Linked DNA regions of Mus musculus: region 1 is linked to region 2. Evidence: chromatin contacts called from ENCODE Hi-C or POLR2A ChIA-PET data. All regions are on one chromosome and are shown on one strand. The core of a region is the stretch at or near the end of the contact, and the rest is flanking DNA. Distances in the headings are between cores, read along the strand shown. Region 1 holds the start of Fasn (fatty acid synthase). Region 2 holds the start of Gps1 (G protein pathway suppressor 1).

The links. Hi-C counts contacts between places; a loop is a spot of excess contacts on that map. ChIA-PET counts read pairs that join two places held with the same protein, here RNA polymerase II (POLR2A).
Region 1: a loop to region 2 is called in a map of left cerebral cortex, with 4 times the contacts of the local background. The contact joins the promoter of Fasn here to the promoter of Gps1 in region 2. A Hi-C loop is called at or near these places in 1 of 37 maps with a recorded cell type or tissue (left cerebral cortex). POLR2A ChIA-PET finds 5 or more read pairs at or near these places in 4 of 5 experiments (Patski and embryonic stem cell).

Annotation. Positions count from the first base shown.
Region 1 is chr11:120,823,160-120,825,859 of GRCm38, reverse strand. It overlaps Fasn (fatty acid synthase), which reads left to right and starts at 1,313. Exons shown (of 43, transcript NM_007988.3): 1 at 1,313-1,830.
Region 2 is chr11:120,783,065-120,785,764 of GRCm38, reverse strand. Gps1 (G protein pathway suppressor 1) reads right to left here and starts at 1,265. Exons shown (of 14, transcript NM_145370.3): 1 at 1,040-1,265; 2 at 552-644; 3 at 1-65. The coding sequence starts at 1,189. It overlaps Rfng (RFNG O-fucosylpeptide 3-beta-N-acetylglucosaminyltransferase), which reads left to right and starts at 1,561. Exons shown (of 8, transcript NM_009053.2): 1 at 1,561-1,872; 2 at 1,982-2,030; 3 at 2,395-2,497; 4 at 2,605-2,700. The coding sequence starts at 1,603.

The sequences.
Region 1 (2,700 bases), core at 64-2,563, 40 kb before region 2:
TGCTGTTTTCACGACTGGCAGGGGCCATGGCAGGCCATCCTGACGTGGCTCTCTCATATCCACATCTGGCAATCCACTTTGTTTGTCACGTGTTTCTGAGATGTAGCCATGCAACTTCCTTTGGTGAAAAGATGATCAGAGAAGTTTGCTCTGCCCTCAGCATCCTGCTCTGTGCACGGCCCAGACTCTGCATCCCTGGGTTACATCTCCTCCAGCTGAGACCCTGACAGCTGCAGAGGGCAGAGCTCTGCTGACCACTTAGGGTTGGCCAGCAGCCTGGCCAGTGAGAAGGCAAACATGACCTATCTCAAGGCACCAGGAGCTGGGGTGGGACTGCTCTGGCTAGTATGTGTACAGGCCTTTTGTAAAACTTTCCTAGGCTGGCCCTGAAACCCAAAGACACCCACAAAGGCATAGGGGCAAAATGGGAGAGCTTGGGGGCAAGCCAGCTTATGGGCAGAATACACCTGCCAGTCCTATAGGCTGCCCTTCAGGGTCCCTGCTTAGCCTCCTTCCACAGAAAGCCTGGGTGGATAGCCAAGTTGGAGAAGCTAGAAGCCAGGGTTGACAAGCAAGGCTCTGAGGCTCTGGCTTTTGCTATAGACTTGCAGTCAAGGACCACTGACACTAGCCCCCTTCCCCCTCCCCCCCACTCCCGGGCCATTACCCCATAAGGAGGTCAGTCTTAGTGGCCTGGGCCTGTAGTGGAAGGACAGGAGGGAAGGGAACAACCTCTCTAGGCACTCAAGGGACCCAACCCTGAGAAGTCTGTGTCTTTTTGGACGGTGAGTTTTGTCATCCCCCGCCCCCAAATTCGATAACCCTTTGAAAAGAGGAATTTAAAGGGAGGGAGGGAGAGGGTCCCGGAAACTCAGGGAGGCGCGCAGCAGCTCCTTTGTTCCCACCAGGCGGGGGAGGGGTGGTATCCCGCTCGCCAGATGGCCGCGCCTGGACACTGAGCGGACTCCGGAGGCCGCCACACGCGCCCGTCAGTGTTCCCTATCCTGCCTACTGCTCCCGTCCCTGCCCGCATCCTGGTCTCCAAGGTGGCCACAGAGGGTGGGAGTCCGAGAAAGCTGGGCCACGATGACCGGTAGTAACCCCGCCTGAGGCGCCCTCCGCCAGGGTCAACGACCGCGCTTGCGCGGGGGCCCGCGAAGTGCTTTGCCGCTGTTGCCGGCCCATCACCCTATTGCCTAGCAACGCCCACCCGCGCGCCGCCATTGGGCCACCGAGAACGGCCTCGGTGTCCAATTGGTTTCGATGTGGAGCAGGCCACGCCCCTCGGTTCCGCGCGCGCTACGATCGCGGCGTGGAATCGCAGCGACACGGACCTGTCCCCCCGCGTGGCCCTGGTGTCCTCCTCAGTGCAGAGTTTCCAGTGTGACCAAGCACGCCCGACCCACACTGCGCGCGCACAGTGCACACCTGGCACCGGCCGCGAGGGGGTGGGGGTGGGAGGACAGAGATGAGGGCGTCGGGATGAGCCCCGCGTGGCCCGCGCGAGGCCGGGGGCGGGGACGGAAGCAGGCGGGGGCTGCGCGTTCCTTGTGCTCCAGCGCGCGCCCGTGCAGGGTCCCGGCTGGGGGCGGCGCGCGCGGGCATCACCCCACCGGCGGCGGCGCGCCGGGTCCCGGGGCGCAGCCCCGACGCTCATTGGCCTGGGCGGCGCAGCCAAGCTGTCAGCCCATGTGGCGTGGCCGCGCGGGGATGGCCGCGGTTTAAATAGCGCCGGCGCGGCCTAGAGGGAGCCAGAGAGACGGCAGCGGCGTCCCGTCCAGTTCGCCTGCCGCGCTCCTCGCTTGTCGTCTGCCTCCAGAGCCCAGACAGGTACGCCGCTGCGTTCGGGGTTCCGGGGCGGCAGGCCGGTGTCGGGATGCCACGGCTCCAGTGGAAGGATAGGCGGGCGCCCATCCTCGGCACCCCTGCGCTCACAAAAGCGCCGCCGCGCCCCTCCGACAGCCAGCCACCGGGCTGAGCTCCGCGATCAGGCCGAGAGGGGCGCGGGAGGGGTGTGCGGAGAGCCAGCGCGGCGGGCCGCTGTCACGTGGGCGCCGCGCCAACCGGGTGCAGGAGTCTGGGCGCCTCGTGGATGGGGCCGGGGCCTTCACTCGCACTGGGCGGCTTTGGCAGGGCGCAGGAGGCCGCGGTGGTACCCGGGCTTCAGCTTGGAGAAGGCAGATGCGGGTCTGGGTGCGCACGAGGCCCCAGGGGCCTCAGCGGAAGTCATCAGACCATCCAGGCCTCACCGGCTGGGTGGCACGGAAGCCTTCTCGTTGGACTACGGTTGCAAGGCCTGAACTGCCCTGGGCAAGTGCCTTAGGGACAGGAGGATCTAGCAGATCCTTCTGCTGCCTCGGCCAGGTTACAAAGTGTTCGACCAGATGGCGAGAGGCTTCACCTTTCCCCTAACCGCACCAAGCTGAGAGTAGTATTCCAGGTCGGACCTTGCTGAAAGGGTCCATTGGCAGGGGATCGGTTTGCCTCAGCCCTGCTAGGCCTGGGCACTCACTAGTTGTCGGGCCTGTTCCCTCTGGGTCCTAACCAAGCCTGGCGTCCTGGCTGGCACTGAACGGCAGTCAGTCTCCACCCTCTTCGTGAAAGGGAAGCGCGCTGGCTTCCCCGTGGCTTAAGGTGAGAGTGCCCCAGACCCTGTTTCTTGAAGCCCCACTTCTGTTTGCAAGTTCCTGATTTGACTAG
Region 2 (2,700 bases), core at 16-2,515:
GCAATAAACTGTAGTCGCTCAATTCGCATCAGGCCACTGTAGCTGGCTGCATACTGCTCCAGATCCTTGTGGGGAGGAGATAAGCGGGTCAGCTGGGTAAGCAAGGACCTGACAACCTGAGCCAGGATACTAAACCTTCCCGAGGGAGACTTGGGGCCACAGTCTTGACTGCTGTCCCAGAGGCTGGGAAGAGACAACAGGGGTGGATTAAGGATCATCAGGTTCAAGCTCTGCCCCGGGAAATGGAAACTCAACAAGTGATGGATGCTGGGGTAAGAAAAGGGTAAGTGTCAGCGGCAAATACAGCTTTGCTTCACACTGACCCAATGGGGCTGTGCCCTATGGAGAAGCAGGTGCAGGGTCTTAGCACTACCTGAGAACCCAACACAGGTGGGCAAATGAAAACCCAGTTTCCTGGCTTAGAGGGATGTGTCTAAAGTAGTTGCTAAAAAGCATCAGCTGTCCTAGGATATACACCATAGCGGGAGTCTGAGTTGGACCCCTCAACATGTCCAAGTCACCAGGAGTCCCCCGCCACGTGGGATTCATACCAGGGTGGGATTCTCCACCACATAGTTGACATCAGGTGCGTTCTGCGGATCTTCCTGCGGATCGACATCAATCTGCATGGGTTCCACGGCCCCCTGCAATACACGAAGAGCAGCTTGACACAGGGCACCAGGGACAGCAGAGGATGTTCCTGTCCCCCACGGTCGCTTCTGCCCTCGATTTTCCAAGGCAGAACTGCACTGGGCCCCCACAGGTGCTGGCAGCCAAGCGCCCTCAGCTCTCCCACCCAGGTCCTGCGCACAACTCTTGAGACTGACTGCGGGAACCATCAAGCGTTCCGGGCCGCCATCCCGACCCATCTCCCTCCAGGCCACAGAGATCCAAACAGATTGTCACCCTATTTTCATCAATCCAAAGAGCCAGAGCAGACTGGCCACGCCGCGGAAGGGGTCGGCGCATCCCGGACTCCAGGGCCCAGGGCCTCAAGCGCCGTCGGGAGAGCCGCTCCCGGGCGGGCGCGCAGCCGTACCTCGGAAAGCAACGTGCAGGCCGACAGGCTGGCGCTCAGGCTGTAGTCGCCCGCCGTGCCGGGCCGCAAGTCGGACCTGCTGTGCGCAGGGCTGCGGCTCAGGTCGGAGGCCGACGACGAGGCCGAGCTGGGCGCCGGGCTGCCCCGCATGTTGGCCTGACGCGCCTCTCTGCGAGGCCGGCACCGCACGGAAAGCGTTGGCGCGCGAGGCGGGGGCGGGGCGGGGGCCGGGGCCCAGGGCGGCCCGCGAGGCAGGCGACGCTCGCGCGCCCAGGCCAGAGCCGCCGGCCCCGCCCCGCCCCGCCCTGCCTGCCGCCGGCCCCGCCCACCAGGCCCGCTCCGGACCGAACGGCCACGCGGCGAGCGCAGCCACCAAGCCCTACCTGCAAGTTAAACACCTGAACCGGCAGCGGCATCTTCCACCCCCGGCGCCGCGGCGACGTTCGCTTCCGGGGCGGCGCGTCCGTCAGTTCCGGGTCAGGGCTTGGGGCGGGGTGCTGTCACTCTTAAAGGGGCCGCCGCGGTCGCAGGCGGGCGCCCAGCGCCCGGGCCGGGGCGATCGCATGAGCCGTGCGCGGCGGGTGTTGTGCCGGGCCTGCCTCGCGCTGGCCGCGGTCCTGGCTGTGTTGCTGCTACTGCCGCTGCCGCTACCGCTGCCGCTGCCTCGCGCGCCCGCACCGGACCCCGATCGGGTCCCGACCCGGAGCCTGACCCTCGAGGGAGACCGCCTGCAACCCGACGACGTCTTCATTGCAGTCAAGACCACTCGGAAGAACCACGGCCCGCGCCTGCGGCTGCTGCTGCGTACCTGGATCTCACGAGCCCCACGGCAGGTGCGCGTCCCGTCCCCCGCCGCGCAGGGTCCTGGATTCCAGGCTGGCGCCCCTGGTCCCCGGGCTCTGCACCGACTCCCCGACCCACTCACGGCGTTTTCTCCCACAGACGTTCATTTTCACCGATGGAGACGACCCTGAGCTCCAGATGCTGGCAGGTGAGATGCTCCCCTGGCCTGAGTTGTAGCTACCAGGGCCATTCATTCCTGCGTCGGGCACTTGCCTACTGTCACACAGCTAGTGGAGGGCAGAGCCAGGACACCCATCCACCCTAACCCTAACCCAGATCCCCACCCTGCCCCCAGTTCCCGACAGGGTGCCACGCATGGCTAATGTCACCCAGATTCCCCGAGGAAGGCTCAGCCTGCCAAGTCTTGTCCTGTCCCACCTGTGCTGTTCTAAGCAACTGTCATCTGCTTCAGAATGAGGGCTGTGCTCAGTGGCTGGACAGGCCTAAACCTGAGGAGGCAAGCTAGAAGTCAACACTCACCACTCACGTATATTCCCGTATGTCCCGTGCAGGCGGCCGCATGATCAACACCAATTGCTCTGCTGTGCGCACCCGCCAAGCACTGTGCTGCAAAATGTCGGTGGAATATGATAAGTTCCTAGAATCTGGACGAAAGTAAGTAACCTCACCTGTCAGAGAACCAGGACTGAACGATGTGGAGGCTCCCACCCAAACTGGGGGGGGGGGGGCCTCAGTGCATAGACCTCTCCCTCCACCTTCAGATGGTTCTGCCACGTGGATGATGACAACTACGTGAACCCCAAAAGCCTGCTGCACCTGCTTTCCACCTTCTCTTCCAACCAGGACATCTACCTGGG